Regions from separate parts of the Homo sapiens genome. Here regions 1 and 2 are each linked to region 3. The links are chromatin loops, found by intact Hi-C in ENCODE. Cell type or tissue: CD4-positive, alpha-beta T cell. All regions are shown on one strand.

What was found. Peaks named below come from ENCODE experiments on the same cell type or tissue, not always from the same donor. Only the 100,000 strongest peaks of a DNase experiment are listed, where the experiment ranks them.
Region 1: a loop joins it to region 3, with 4 times the contacts of the local background. A loop is called at or near these places in 7 of 110 quality-filtered maps.
Region 2: it touches region 3 in a loop (10-fold over the local background); 75 of 110 quality-filtered maps call a loop at or near these places.

Annotation. Positions count from the first base shown.
Region 1 is chr10:71,567,311-71,572,310 of GRCh38, reverse strand. It overlaps CDH23 (cadherin related 23), which reads right to left. Exons shown (of 70, transcript NM_022124.6): 8 at 1,393-1,521. Among named protein-coding and RNA genes, the nearest start is that of CDH23-AS1, 58 kb to the right of the region's middle. RefSeq lists enhancers at 1-497, 3,899-4,720. In CD4-positive, alpha-beta T cell, CTCF peaks have their summits at 1,944 and 2,148 (motif pointing right); a DNase peak (open chromatin) is centred at 2,120.
Region 2 is chr10:71,381,568-71,386,567 of GRCh38, reverse strand. No RefSeq gene overlaps it. Among named protein-coding and RNA genes, the nearest start is that of CDH23, 13 kb to the left of the region's middle. In CD4-positive, alpha-beta T cell, CTCF peaks have their summits at 1,975 and 2,175 (motif pointing left); a DNase peak (open chromatin) is centred at 2,147.
Region 3 is chr10:71,809,889-71,814,888 of GRCh38, reverse strand. CDH23 (cadherin related 23) reads right to left here. Exons shown (of 70, transcript NM_022124.6): 61 at 4,813-5,000; 62 at 4,320-4,417; 63 at 3,454-3,574; 64 at 3,299-3,378; 65 at 3,136-3,176; 66 at 2,874-2,934; 67 at 2,280-2,409; 68 at 1,999-2,121; 69 at 1,541-1,645. LOC124902446 (a long non-coding RNA gene) reads left to right here and starts at 2,131. Exons shown (of 2, transcript XR_007062185.1): 1 at 2,131-3,397; 2 at 4,264-5,000. RefSeq lists an enhancer at 3,324-3,826. In CD4-positive, alpha-beta T cell, CTCF peaks have their summits at 2,560 and 2,760 (motif pointing right); DNase peaks (open chromatin) are centred at 2,319 and 2,758.

The DNA.
Region 1 (5,000 bases), 240 kb after region 3:
TGGCAAAGTTGGGCTAGGGGCAGAGAGAAAAGGGGCTAGGAAAGTCATGGGAAATGGGCTGGGCTGTGCTGAGAAGAGACAGCCTTCAGTCTCAAAAGCAGGGGCTCCCACTGCCCACGGAATGCTAAGAAAGAGAAGGCTGGGGAATTGGGGGCATTGATCTGTCCCCCTCTACTCTCAAAGCAGCTTCAAACACTCAACAGTAGCAGGCCGGAAAGGATCCTGCTTCTTAGAGCCTCCCTCCACACCTGTCCCAAGAAGGAAGTGGCCAAATGCCAGCCCCATACACCAGGAGACTGCGGCCTCATGCTGTGAAGGGAGGCCAGTGGCCAGGGCAGCCATGGTCTCCAAATGAGGGGTCAGGCCCAGGAGCACAGCCTGCACCCCAGTCAAGGGAAGCTCACCTGTCACACTCAATTCTGTGAGCCTGTGCAGGGGTGCGGGTGGGGCCCTGAACGCTCACGAGCCTTAGGCGGGTGCCCCACTTTGCTCCCAAAGCTGAGTCCTTCCTTTAAGCACACTGAGTTCTCTCAAAAGAAGGGGCTCATTTTTCTTTCCCCAAACGCTGTTCCCTAAGCTAATGACCAGGGATTGTGACTGCCTAGGGGAGGCGCATTTTTCTAATTTTTCCACCCACAGCCGGTGTTGCATTCAAGTTTGCACAGACGCACGAATGGTTATGAGACTAGAGATGGCTGCCGTTGCCCGTCTGGCCCACAGCTGAGCAAAGCTGCTCCATCCACAGCCTTGCAGAGTGGGCCGAGGCATGTTTTGTCCTCTAAGACACCCATGGGTAGCCGATCTACAGGCTGGTGACCTATGACCTTGCAACACACCAGAAAAATCAGGAGCCTTTCTTGGAAACCTGGACTTAAGAAATCCAAAGACTGGGCATTAGGGAGGGCAGAAGGAGCTGCAAGCTCGCAGGGAAGAGCCGGGGCCAAGAGGACCCTTGAAGAAGGGCAGCTGCCACCCTCTCTGGCAGTGCTCATCAGCAGAGAGGGACAGACTGACACGGCAGAGACACGGCTGAGCCACACTGATGTTCTGTGGAGCCAGACTGAGTCCATTCTTCAGCACAGGCTGAATTTTCCATGGGATCCCCATCCCTCCACATAAGTCTGTCTGAATGGCTCCCCGTTACTTGCCCTGGAAGCCTTTGTTCTTTGCCACACAGAGCCCCTTGGGTAGAGTGAGAGGGTGAGGAGATGGGCGTGGTGTGAAGAGTGGCTGGGGTTTCGCTGTGCCAGAACACTCATCACTGCCACGCACAGGGACTGCGGAGGAGCCAAGGAGGAGCCCAGCCCACTAACAGGGCCCATCCCTAACAGGAGCTCAGAAGGAAGTCCCTCTGAGAAGGGACTTCTGAGAAGGAAGGGCCAGGAGTCTTACCGGAGGAGAATGCTCGTAGATGTTGGTGCTGTAAGGCAGGTTGATGAAGATGGGGTCCATGTCCTGGACATCTGTGATGATGATGGCCAAGTTGGCCAGGGTGGACAGAGGCCTGGTCTTGTCTTGATCCTTAGAGAGCGGAGAGAACACACAGCCTTAGGTTGAGTGATGGTGGGGACACTCACACACATATGTACACACACACACAGACCTGCACCGTGCAGCACATAAGTGCAAACACATGCACACGCACACACACACCCATGCTCTTGCACTCCAGCAGGGAAGGGCTTAGTAAAAGGAAGCTTAAGAATTCTAAGAAGCCATGGTGATTTCTGAGCTGTACAGGAAAACACAAACAGCATCCCCAAGGTCCAGAGGAAGGCAGCTTATCCAGTGTTACAAAGCAGGGCTGGGGTACAGCTAGACCTCCAGCCCCTAGTAGCCCAGGCCTGACTTCCTTGGACATCCGGTGGTGGGATGACCAGCTTGGAGTAGATATGGTGCTGCCCTCAGCTCCTTTGCTGAGTTCAGCTGGAGGTCACCACCCCTCTCTGTGCCCACTTCCTGCCCCCACTCATCCCAGGGCAGCAGAGGATTGACAAAGATGGGGACTCCTCAGAAGAAAGGCCACAGAGGGGATTAATCTGGCACCTGTGTCCCTGCATTCATGAGTCCCTTGCTTTGGGCTGGGGATTTACTGGTTCAGTGACTTTTCCCAATCCAACCAGCAGGGGGAGCTCCAGGGTCTGTGACATCTGGGGGACTCCGAGAAAGACTCCTGAGAGGTCACACAGGCCATCCCCCTGCAGCCAGGCAAGCAATATTTAAACCGTCAGTTGGGAATTTCATTGTATAAAACCTCAACGATGCATCTGTAGTCCCAGCTGCTCAGGAGGCTGAGGTGGGGCAATCACTTGAGCCCAGGAGTTCGAGGCTGTTGTGCACCAAGATTGCACCTGTGAATAGCCACTGCACTCCAGCCTGGACAACATAGCGAGACCCCCATCTCAAAAAAAAAATTTTTTTTTAATGCTTGGCAAGAAAGAAAACTCCAAATCTATCTTCTACTGTTTAAGTAGCCTGCTGCAACTGAATAACAATAGCCAGCAATAATAGTAACTGCAGTGCTTTGTACAGATGACGTGGCAGCCACTCTACCGGGCACTTCACTCGCATCTGTAGTTATGATGAGCCCATTATTCAGATGAGTTAACAGAGACTCAGAGAGGCTGAGTAACTTGTCCACAGTCATACAACTTCTAAGTGTGTAGCCAGAACTCAAACTCAGATCCTTTCACATAAAAATTTGCCACTAACAGTTTTGACTTGGGGCTCTAACATCAGTTCGGTCTCTTAATTTGCTGAGTAACCTCAAATGAGTTCTTTTTCCCCCTGGGAATCTGATGTCCTTTTCTGTGAGATGAAGGGGCTCAAGTGAATGACTTCTAAGGCCCCTCAGGCTCGAACATTCTCTGAGCTAAGATTTGAGGAGCGACTGTCCCCAGGTTAGCTCTCCCTTAGTTTGTCTGGGGTGACTTGAATGAAGCAAGGCATTCCTGGAGTTCCAAGAAGCCTGGTGCCTCCTCCTGGCCTGCAGAGATGGAGCTGCTGTGCCTAGGAGAAGGGAGGGCTGGTTGTCTTTAGGAATCCTCAGGGACAGCCAATGAGAGGGTGGGAGGGCCTTTAGGGATGGGAGTGGGTGCTGCAAGGGAGAGGAAGGTCTGGAAGCAGGAGGTGAGCAGAGAGGTTCTCGGCAGGCAGCCTCCCAGGCTCCAGGACTGGGGCCCACACGGCAGGCTTGGGCACTGCCCATGGGGAGAGCTCCCAGCTAGGGACCTGAATGACCACCAGGCACCCAGGGCTGGAGCGGGGAAGCTCAAAACAAGTCCCCTGACCTCTTGGACAGGGGATGCCAGTGGCTCTGATTTGCCATAACCAGGCTTTTGCAGGCAGCTGGCTTTTGTCTAGCCTGGCACAGGCCCTCTCTGTCCCATACCTGTGACTGCAGTCCTGTTCATGCCACAAATGCCCCTGCCCAGCCCACTCTGGACTCTGTGGTGGGGAAAGGGGAGTGATCCTGTCAGGCTCCCAGCTGTAACTCTGGGGCCCATGGCTCTCAGCAGCTTGTTCCCAGAGGATGCCTCAATTTCCCCATCCTGGTACCAGCTCAGTGGTGGCTGGGAACTGACACTGTTGCCCGCAATGCCAGGCCGAGAATCTCCTTCCTTGGGGAAGTGCTCAGCAGCCAAGGGCACAGCACCAGCCCCGAGAAGGACTCGGTGTCAGCTCCTCCAGAAGCAAGGGAGAAGCCATCTAGAGAGGGACTTCTAGGGCCCCTCCTGTTCTGCTGCTTCCAAGCCTGATTACTGGGAGAGTAACAGCAATTTAACTGTATTCATCATCCCAGCTTGAGCCCAGTCCTCTTGATAGGCCCCGCCACCCAGATTCTTGCCTGTGCCCAGCTCTGGTCTATTCCCCACGGTCCAAAGCCATTTTTATGGTGGGTGGAAATTATCCCACAGCGGGCAAGCATCTGCGTGTTTCTGGGCCCTGGTGTGTGCAAACAGTGCGGTGGAGGGGCAGCGCATGTGTGGGTGCCAGGCTGCATGGAAGGTGCAGGCAAATGTGCACAAAAAGCAAATCCTGGGCTTGCATGTCCCCTTGACCTCTGAGGTCAGTTTTACAAACAGCAGCACACAGCTCCTCCCAGGCAACTAACACTTAAACAGGGGAGAAGGAAAGAACGTGAGTGTCACCTGCAGTGACCTCCCCACAGCCACTGGGCCAGGGCCAAACAAGAAGTTCGCATTTCCTGGGTCTTGAGGCCTCTCTCTGCATCTTGGCCAAGTCTGGGGGCACCCCATCTTTCAAAACTGGATTCTGGACCCAGTCCAGATCCAGAGCCTTGGATCTAGAGCCTGTGACCTACCAAGGAGAGCCCCCCAGCGCTGCCGGCAGGCCCCTTGACAGCTATGTGGGTCAGGAGTGGATGCTGAGTGTCAGGCAGATAGGACCTGGAGGGTTGAGAGGGACTCCCATGTTTTTTTGCTCTTGGCGTAAGCTTTGTCAACAGAATCTAAGGGACAACAGGCCAGCTTACGGCCCTGCTGCCAGCTGATGGCTCCAGCTATGCCCTGAGGCAGCAGCTGGGAGCAAGGAGAGGGGGCGGGTAGGGGGAGGACCCTATTTAGAGTGTGGCTTGCCTGTTCCCCAGGATCTCCCAAACAGCTGGCACAAAGGGCATGCTGCGATGTTCTTGAGACCTGGAGATGTCTAGCCATGGGGCATGGTGGTCAGGGCACTGGACTGAGAGGTGGACAACCTGGTTTGGGTTCTTGCTCCGCCACTACTCATGGGCTGTGTGACCCTCAACAGAGTCAGCCATCAGATGGGATAATTACCCTCTCCTGCCTTCTGCCCTTGACTCACTCATCCTGGAATTCCCAGGGGCCAGCAATGTGCTTGGCACAGAGGGATGATGTGGAATGTCACCACTCTGTGGAGTAGAGGCAGGATGCCTGAACTCCTTTGGGCCCTGCAGGTTGGATGGTGTCAGGACACAGCTGGGTGAACACCTCTGTCCTGTGTCCCAGAGAGCAAGAGGC
Region 2 (5,000 bases), 430 kb after region 3:
GCCTGGGATTATACTGTTGTCTCCCCCACCATTGCCCTCTGCCCACTCCTCCTCTCTGCTGAAATCCGTTCTTCAAATCCCATCAGCTCCCAGAAGCCTTTTCTGCCCACTTCCCAGACCCCCCAGGTCCTTGTCTTCCTCTGGCCCTCAGAACCCTCACTGTCTGGATGACTCTCGCATCTGGGTATAGCATGGAATCTTGAATGATCTTTCCACAGTATGTCTGTCTTGTTTCCAATTAGATCATGAGCTCCCAGAAGGCAGGGACCAAAATGTGTCTGAAAATACATTGGACAGGGCTCAGAAAGTCAGGATTCAGCCCTGACTCTCCCACCATTTGCCTGCATGACCTTGAACAAGGCATCCCCTCCTCTGCCCCAAGCCTTGGTGTCCTCATCTAAACATGAAATGTGAGTTCAAGTTCCCAGGGCCCCGCTTGCTCTGAGCATGTAGGATCATTTCATACTGTTCTGTATCTTCCCATAGAATGATAAAAACTAAGATTTTTACATCTTAAGAGGGTTGCATCCACGATCTCATTTAACCCTCACAACAACTCTATGACAGTAGTGCTATTGTTATCCCCATTTTCACTGATGAGAAAATTGAGGCACAGGGAGGCTGCATCCGTAAAATTAACCTAGGTTACACTGTGGTATAAACAAACCCTGAAGCCTCAGTGGCAATAAAAGTTTACTTCTTGCTCATATATAACACGATGCTGGTGGGGTGGCTTTCCTCTGAGAGTGGCTTGGGGGATCTAGGGTGCTTCTATCTTAGTGCTTTACCATGGAAACACAAGGCCCTTTGGCCACACACAGGTCACTGTGGCAGGGCAAGAAAGGGTAGAGGAATCCACAGTCTCTTACCTGCCTTGGCCTAGAGTGACACATGCCCACGTCACTCCTGTTCCCCCATTTCCCTGGCCAGAGCTAGTGAGTCACATGGCTCTAACCTAGCTTCCAGGAGCCTGTGCTATGTAGTGTTGAGCACTAAGAATCTGCAACACGGGAGCCGCTCGACCGAGGCCACACAGGAAGGCGCAGAGGCAAGGTTTTGCACACAGACGGTGAGAACTGGGGCCTTCCACTTAACTGCTCTTCTATATTGTCTTCCAGGCAGTACCAGGTCTGTAGGGCATGGATAACAGAGCTTGGCGGTGACTGGTAAGGCATGGTGTGATGGATTGCCATTGTGAGGTGGGAAAGACTAAGAAGAGATAGCTGCCAGGCAGATGTGACATCAGGACAGGCAGCCACTGTCCATGGGAATAATCCTGACAGTTCCCGTCTGCTGAGTGCCTGCAATGGGCCAGGCATTTTTTTTTTTTCTTTTTGAGATGGAGTTTCACTCTTATTGCCCAGGCTGGAGTGCAATGGTGCGATCTTGGCTCACTGCAACCTCCACCTCTCAGGTTCAAGCGATTCTCCTGCCTCAGCCTCCCGAGTAGCTGGGATTACAAGCATGTGCCACTACACCTAGCTAATTTTTGTATTTTTAGTGGAGACGGGTTTCTCCATGTTGGCCAGGCTGATCTCGAACTCCCGACCTCAGGTGATCCACCCACCTCGGCCTCCCAAAGTGCTGGGATTACAGGCGTAAGCCACCGCACCCGGCCCTAATTTTTGTATTTTTAGTAGAGACAGAGTTTCACCGTGTTGGCCAGGCTGGTCTCGAACTCCTGACCTCGTGATCCGCCCACCTCAGCCTCCCAAAGTGCTGGGATTACAGGTGTGAGCCACCATGCCCAGCCTGGGCCAGGCATTTTATAAATGTTCCATCTGATCCTCCCAGTACCCTGGAAATAAAACCCACTTCTGCTCTACAGATGAAGAAAGTAGGCATCCAAGAGGCTCAGTAAACTGGCCAAGGTCAAGCAGCTGGATGACCTCAAGTCCTTCTGAGGTTTCTCACCCAGGGCCCTGCAGAGGGCATGACCAGGGAGGAAGGAGTTGAGGTGTGAGTTCCCATCTGGGCCCTGTCAGCCATCTGCTGCCACAGCCACAGCCAGGCATAGGCGGCCAGGGTGAGAGGGGAGCTGTTGTCTAGGGGCATCCTGAAAACGCTGGTGAGAGACCCACTGCCCTGGTCCCACCCCGCCCAGCCACAGGAAAATCCCCTGCAGGCTCCCATTCCCTGGGGGAGTACAGAACTGCAGTGTGGGGCGCCACCTGCAGGCCGAGTGCTGCACGACACCTCTCACCCCTCCCAGCTCTGGGTCACCTCCCCAAGCCCTACTTTGAAGGGAAGGCTAAAGGGCAACTCCTAGAAAAAAGCAGCAGGTTGGTGGTCTCCAGCAAGGCCTGTTCTTTACCATCTGCTCCTCCCCGCTGCTCCCCTATCCTCAGCCATCCAGGGATTCTCCCTAGCCTTGTTTCTATCACAAATATTAATGGATGGCTGGGTGCAGTGGCTCATGCCTGTAGTTCCAGCACTTTGGGAGGCCGAGGCAGGAGGATCACCTGACCCAGGAGGTCAAGGCTGTAGTAAGCCATGTTTGTGTCGCTGCACTTCAGTCTGGGCAACAGAGTGAGATCCTGTCTCTAAAACAAAAATGAAAAACAAATGAAAAAACAAATACGACTTGAAGATTTCCTACGGGCCAGGTACTTTTATGGGCTCATTTTGGAACTGGAAGTCTGGACTGTTGGTTTCAGTCTCTGCCCAGCCACTAGCTGGCTGTGTGACTCTGGGAAAATCACTGCCCATTTCTGGGCCTTGGCTGCCTTCCTTATTATAAAATGCAGGTAACAACTAGAGGCAACATTGTGGGGCCTGGAGTCAGGTAGGCTTGAATTTGAATCCCACCTGTGCCACTTCCTTGCTGTGTCACCCTTTGGGCAACTTAATTAACTTTTGTGTGCCCCATTTAATTCATCTGTAAAATGGGTTGATGGTGCCTATCCAAAGAGTCTTTTTTTTTTTTTTTTTTTTGAGACAGCATCTCACTCTGTCGCCTAGACTGGAGTCCAGTGGCATGATCTCAGCTCACTGCAACCTCTGCCTCACAGGCTCAAATGATTCTCTTGCCTCAGCCTCCCCAGTACCTGGGATTACAGGCGTGCGCCACTACTGCCTGGCTAATTTTTGTATTTTTAGTAGAGACAGGGTTTCACCACTTTGGCCAGGCTGCTCTTGAACTCCTGACCTCAAATGATTCACTCACCTCAGCCTCCCAAAATGTTGGGATTACAGGTGTGAGCCACTGCACCCGGCCCCAAAGAGTCTTATTATCAGATTAAATTATTGCTTACATATGATACAGTATAGGTAATAACGCACGTGAAGTACCCAGCTCAGAGTCTTGCTCCCTTTCCTTAACTCCCTCACATTTTGAAACTTACGGTTCACTTCCCAAGTCCTTCCTACGCTTCTCCCTAGGAAGGGCGGAGATCAGCCTCCTGATGCTGCCACTCTGATGCCAGACCCTGCCTATTCAGGGAATGCCAGGAGCCCTGGTTCCTGGAACAGGACTCCTAACCCAGGCCCAGTCAGTGTATAGAGAGGGCCCTCTATCACCTCCTAGAGTCACCCCCAACTTTATGGTGAGGACTTAACTTCTTTGCTGATTCATTGCTGTTATGATGAATGAGATCCCTCTGCTAGAGTTGCACAGTTACAACCACAGCAGCTGTTCATGGCTGCCCTGATGTTGAAATTCTCAGTAACTAAAAACAGGCGCACTGGGATACAGCCCCATACCAGGTAGGGTGAGAGGAAGGGCTAGCAGGCAGAATCCTTGTAGCTTTAGAAGGTCTCAAGAAGACCTGTAACTCCAGCTGAGACAGAGGCCTAGCTCCTCTGGAGGGCAAAGCTTAGACACGTCTCCTGATGCATCCAAATTGGGATGGGGTGGCTCTAGCTCTTAACGTTTGCAGGCCTTGTGTTTATTCTCTCTGAGCCTCAGTTTCCTCGTCTGTAATATGTGGGGATAATCCCTGGCCTGTTTACTTTCTCTGGTTGTGAGATAAAGAAAAATCTGAAAGTCTTCTATAAACTCTCCAGTCCTGTTGAGATGTAGTTCCACCCATAGCACACTGAATTCCTTTACTTATTTTTTTGAGCACACAGCTGGGCAAGGGGGTAGTTGGCTGGGGTTGTAATGGTGAGTACAATAGGCATCTTTCTTCCCCTCAAACATCTTGAGGGACAAAGGAGAAAAGAATTATCTAGCACCTTCCCAAGGAGCACTACAGCCTCCTTCTCCTTCCCTGCCTCCATTTCCTTCCAGGAAGGACTTCCTAGGTGACTCACATTGTGCCCAGCACATCACACACATATGTCACATCATTTGATCTTTCAGCCAACTGAGGCAGTGCCATCACCCCCATTTTAGAGATCAGAAAACTGAGGCTCAGGAAATGTAACTTTAAGCGGAGGAAGCTGGATTCAAATCCAGATTTTTCTGGGCTCTCCAATGAGAGTTAACCTCTGCACCATACAGGAAACAGATAATAAACAATTACTGAGGGCTTGTTAGGTGTCAAAGGACAGTGCCAGACACTTTCTGGACTTTATTTTACTGAAACCCTACACCGACCATGCCAGTTAGGTATATTAACCCAGTTTTACAGATGAGGAAACTGAGTCTCCAAGAGAATAAGGGAAGCCTCTCATTGCCATGCTGGTTGACGTCTTGGGAGTTGGACAGATTACAGTAATCAGCTAATGGCTGAGCAGTGCTCTGAAGATGAAAAGCCCTTATTGAAAGTGCTAAGCATGATGATTAAGTTGGAAGGTGGAATTAGCTGCACAGTGGGAGCAGGCTGCAGCCAACAGGAGAGGATTAGCGACTACTTGCCTGATTCTGTGGAAGGCAGGTTAGGAGCGAAAAAAACTGAGAAAGGTTTTCAGCTCCATGGTGGTGCTCACATCCAAGAGGATGAGACAGTCTGTGGACCTGCAAGGCAGTGATCACACCCCAGTGTTGAAGGGATCAGACAGCATCCATGGAAAGCAAAGTGGGCTCCCAGCTCCCTTTGCCTTTTCTCCATCCATCC
Region 3 (5,000 bases):
CCCAGAGACCCACTGGCTATGTGGCTGAACCTTGGGCTCCTACCGCAGCAGGCCTGTCAGACTCTGTTTCTCAAACTGCCTGCAAAGGGGAATCATGAATGCTTAAGTTGCTGCAGATGGGTTCTTGGGAGGATTGGCTTCTTGTGAAAATCTGTGTGTGTGTGTGTGTGTGTGTATCGGCTTCTTGTGAAAATTGTGTGTGTGTGTATCGGCTTCTTGTGAAAATTGTGTGTGTGTGTGTGTATGTGTGTGTAGACAGAGTCTCGCAGTGGCGCGATTTTGGCTCACTGCAATCTCCACCTCCTGACTTCAAGTGATTCTCCGGCCTCAGCCTCCCACGTAGGTGGGATTACAGGCACGCCATGTTGGCCAGGCTGGTCTGGAACTCCTGACCTCAGATGATCCACCAGCCTCAGCCTCCCAAAGTGCTGGGATTACAAGTGTGAGCCACCGCACCTGCCCTTTATTTATTTAGAGACAGGGTTTCTCTCTGTTGCCCAGGCTGGAATGCAGCAACGTAATCAAAGCTCAGTGCAGCCTCGGACTCCTGGGCTCAAGTGATCCTCCCATTTCAGTTTCCTGAGTAGCTGGGACTATGGGCGTGTGCCACCACATCTGGCTGAGAATCTTTAATTTTATGTATTAACTTTGGTGCTCTATAAACATCCTGGGATGCAACTGTGGTATCTGGGTTTGTTGCCAAATTGGCCTCAAGCAGATCACCTCTAATTGTGTCCAGGCAGAAAGTGTCAATAGGACAAGCTGCAGAGGATAAATAGGTGGGGTGGAGACTTGAAACTGGCACTGTTGTCCTCCTGTATGAGGCTATTCGACTAGCTTATTCCTGTTGAGAATATGGGCCCAGCTGGAGATTCGTTTTTAGGTAAAGCCTGACTTTTGTAAGTGTTGACATAATCATTACAGGCAAACATATGTAGGCCTATTTGACCCTGACGGCCAGTTTCTTTTCTTTCCTTTTTTTTTGAGACAAGTCTCACTCTGTCACCCAATGGAGTGCAGTGGCATGGTCTTGGTTCACTTCAACCTCCGCCTCCTGGGTTCCAGCAATTCTCCTGCCTCAGCCCCCTGAGTAGCTGGGATTATAGGCGTCCGCCACCAGGCCCGGCTAATTTTTTGTATTTTTAGTACAGATGGGGTTTCGCCACGTTGGCCAGACTGGTCTCGAACTCCTGGCCTCAATTGATCCTCCCACCTCAGCCTCCCAAAGTGCTGGGATTACAGGTGTGAACCACCGCACCCAGCCGGGTTTCTTAAAGTGACATCACCCCCAAAGGTATGTTCTTGAGGTCTTCCTCTAATCAGAGAAAGACTGCCTTAGAGACTACCCCATTCCTGTGAAAGCCCCCAAAAGCCCAGAAAGCAGATCCTGCTGTCTGACTTCCTGGCCCCCACCCATTGCTGTCTTTGGTCCTGGCTGCAGAGCTCCAGAGACATAGAGAAGGACAGCAGGACAGCAAGAGACAGAGAGCATCCCCAGGCTGGGGCACAGCACACAGCTCCCAGCCACCCAGCCGGCTACCTCAGAGATGGAGGAGTGGCAGGAGGAGGCTTTTTGCACCATCCGCTGTGCAAAGAGCTTTTTGAGCCGCAGGTAATCCTCCAGGACCACCTTCAGCAGCGAGCCCTGGGGGAGGGAAAGGGTTAACCCCCACCAAGGCCCTCCCCTGCCTGCCCCGCCCCTCGCCCACTCCCTCTGGGAGTAAGGGGTACACGGACATCTGATCCTGGTGATCCTAGGGCAGAGGATCAGCGGCAGAGCCTGGAGACAGTGGCCAGCCTGGACACAGGTGGACTCACTCCTGAGCCCTGCCCTTAAGGCCACCGCAGGCTGGAGTAGCCCCCCATCAGCCCTGGTGTTCTCGCCCCAGTGGAGGGTGGGTCTAGCTGAGCCTGGAGGTCTCTACCACCCTGTGTTCTCTGGAGTGGGGTCCAACCTCAGCCAAGGGACTGGGCGCGGAGCCTGCAGGGAAGGCTCACCTTGATTGGCCCCTCACGAATGATCTGGCCCAGCTTGGCAATGTTGTCATACTCCTGGATGGCAGCCCGCAGGTATCGGTCATCATCAGGCTTGACAGCTGCTGGCTCACGCCCAAAAGTTCCCTGGGGAGAGGGGATGTTAGCTGGAGCAGAGGCAGACCCCACACACATGTACAAGGGAGGGGGCCACCCCTTAAAGAACCCAGCTTCTTGGCCAGAGGTTGCAAAGACCCAGCCCCTCCACCCCTGCCCCTTGTGATGCCTGACCGCCTCTGGCTCACATGGGTGCGCGTGGGGCTGTTCCACAGGTCGGCGATCTCACTCAGGTTCTCCGGTAGGTCATCCTCATGCTCCGCCTGGGCGGCCAGCTCCAGGTTCCGACAGAAGGGATCCAGCCACACAGGGTTGGCTCTGCAGTTGGGGAGGGAAAAGGGTGGGGAGGGAGGGAAGGCTCGAGTAGACAGGTGCCCTTCCAGCCTCACCCCACATCCTGCCCATTTCCCTGGCCATATAGTGCCTTTCACTGACTTGGGGTGTGAGGCCCTGGTGCCTGTGGTGCATGCTCCCACCATAGGATCCTGCTGGAACCAGGACCGCATGTCAGTCTGGATTGCCTTTGGTGCAGAGGCTTCACCCTGCACCCACTGCCCAAAGTCTGCATCCCCTGGAACTTGAGGCCCACTGGGGTGGAGAGCCCCTGTCAGCCACGTGGTTTCTGAGGGTGGAGGGAGGGTGAAGGGAGGGTGGCCCGCCCACCAGGGGGCGCCCACAGCCTGGGTTTCGGCAGCCCCAGCGCTGGGAGACTGCAGCTCTCCCCAGCTGGGTCCTGGCAGGACTCCCCGCAGGGGACCGGGCAGGGCCAGTACCCCACTCACCCATCAAAGGAGTACTTGTTGGTGTTAGGCATGTCCATGATGTCGATGAAGCCACGATTCCCTGCAGGGAGAAGGGTTGGGGCATGGAGGGGAGGGGCATAGCCAGGGGTAGGGGTGGTGTTGGGGGGTGAGGGAGGATGGGGTGCGGGGCATGGTCCTGGGCCCAGTGAAGGGCCTGAGCCAGGCTTGTGGCTCCGGTGGGCACTCCAGGTCCCCAGCCCACTGCCTTCTCACCTGTGTCCCCACTATGGCCCTCACTTACCAGCTGAGCCAGCCACAATGGCCTTGAGCTTCCTCTTGTGTCTGGAGAGAAGCAGAGAGGGGCTGGTGAGGGGGGCCAAGCTGACGTCTCAGGCCCTGCCTGCCTCGTGGCCATCCGGGAGCAGGTGGTCGGCCCCCTGATGGCAGGGGTGGGGGACACTCACACAGTCCTGTAGTACCAGTTCATGAGGACAAAGAGCATGGCGGCCAGGAACAGGAGGATAGCCAGGACGATGATCGCCATCTGCGGGAGCAGGACCAGGGTAAGCCCGGGCAGTGGGGAGGGCGGCTAGGGCTGTGGGGCACGGTCGCCGGGTACCTGCAGGGCAGACATGTCATCCGGCAGCCGGACAGAGATGGCAGGCTGCACGTCCAGGACGTTGTAGTTCCGGAAAAGATTCCGTAGCTGCTCCTTGTTCTCATCGATCATCTGGATCACCCTGGGCGAGGGGCAGGGGTCTCAGCTCTCCTCCTCAGCCATTCCCCCACCACCGACAGTCTGCTCTGCTCCTGCCTCAAGCCTCCAAAGTTCAACAACCCCAAGCCTTGCAAGATTGAGGTCCACCGGCTGGGACAGCTTTGTGTTTTACAAGGTTCCTCGAACCTTCATGTAGGATCCTGTTCCATCCTTACAGTGGATGGAATACTCCCTTTTTTTTTTTTTTTTTTTTTTGAGATGGAGTCTTGCTCTGTTGCCCAGGCTGGAGTGCAGTGTGGCATGATCTCAGCCCACTGCAAACTCCACCTGCCAGGTTCAAGCGATTCTCCTGCCTCAGCCTCCTGAGTAGCTGGGATTACAGGTGTGTGCCACCATGCCAACTAATATTTGTATTTTTAGTAGAGACGAGGTTTCTCCATGTTGGTCAGGCTGGTCTTGAGCTCCTGACCTCAGGTGATCCACCTGGCTTGGCCTCCCAAAGTGCTGGGATTACAGGTGTGAGCCACTGCGCATGGCCTGAATACTCCCATGTTACAGATGGGGAGAGGGAGGCTCAGAGGGACAGAGTTGCTCATACCCCCAAACTCTGCTCTCTCTCCTAGCCCTGCCCCAGTCTGGGAGATGGCCCCACACAGTGGGCCTGATGGTGTGGTCTGTGTCTCCTTTGGTGTGTCCCCTCCCCTACTCCAGGGCAGGGAGGCAGGCAGACAGACAGGCTGACAGTCCAAACACAGGCCCCGACTCACCGGTCCACGTCCAGGATGCGGTTGGTATCGCGGTTCACCACGTGGATAAGCAGTTCTGTCTGCGCAAAGTTCACCCGGCCCTTCTTGTCCACATGGAACTAGATGAGAAGGGGTATTGTAGGGTGTGGCCACCACAGCAGGGGGCCACAGGGATGGGCAGGCCTCTTTTAGGAACCCCTTCTGCCCTTCCCTGCAAATAGACCCTTCACTACTGAATGTTTGAATGTTTGCTGAGGACCAGGCACGGTGCCAATCACTTCATCCACACTTGGCCAGGTACTATTTATTATTGGCCCCATTTTATGGAAGAGGAAACTGAGGCCCAGAGACCTGGGAGAACTTTATCAAAGCTGCACTGATAGGAAATGACTAAGTAGGGACTATACTGCCTTTCACGCCCTGGCCTTTGCACAATGCCCTGTCTCTCCTTGTGGCCTGGCCTCCCCTTCCTTCTCCCTCCACTGCCCCGGCCCCGGGTGGGCCCATGAGGCACCTGCACATTGTCAGTATTGACAATGGCCCCAGTGATGTTGGAGAGCAGGTGGATGAACTCCTCCTCGAAGCCGCGCACACGGTCGGGGATCTCGTTAATGACGATCTTGACGCGCTGGTCGTCCCTCAGGATGTAGATGCCGATGATGGCCGTGTCGTTGTGGCCTGCCAGGTCTCGGGCCACAATGT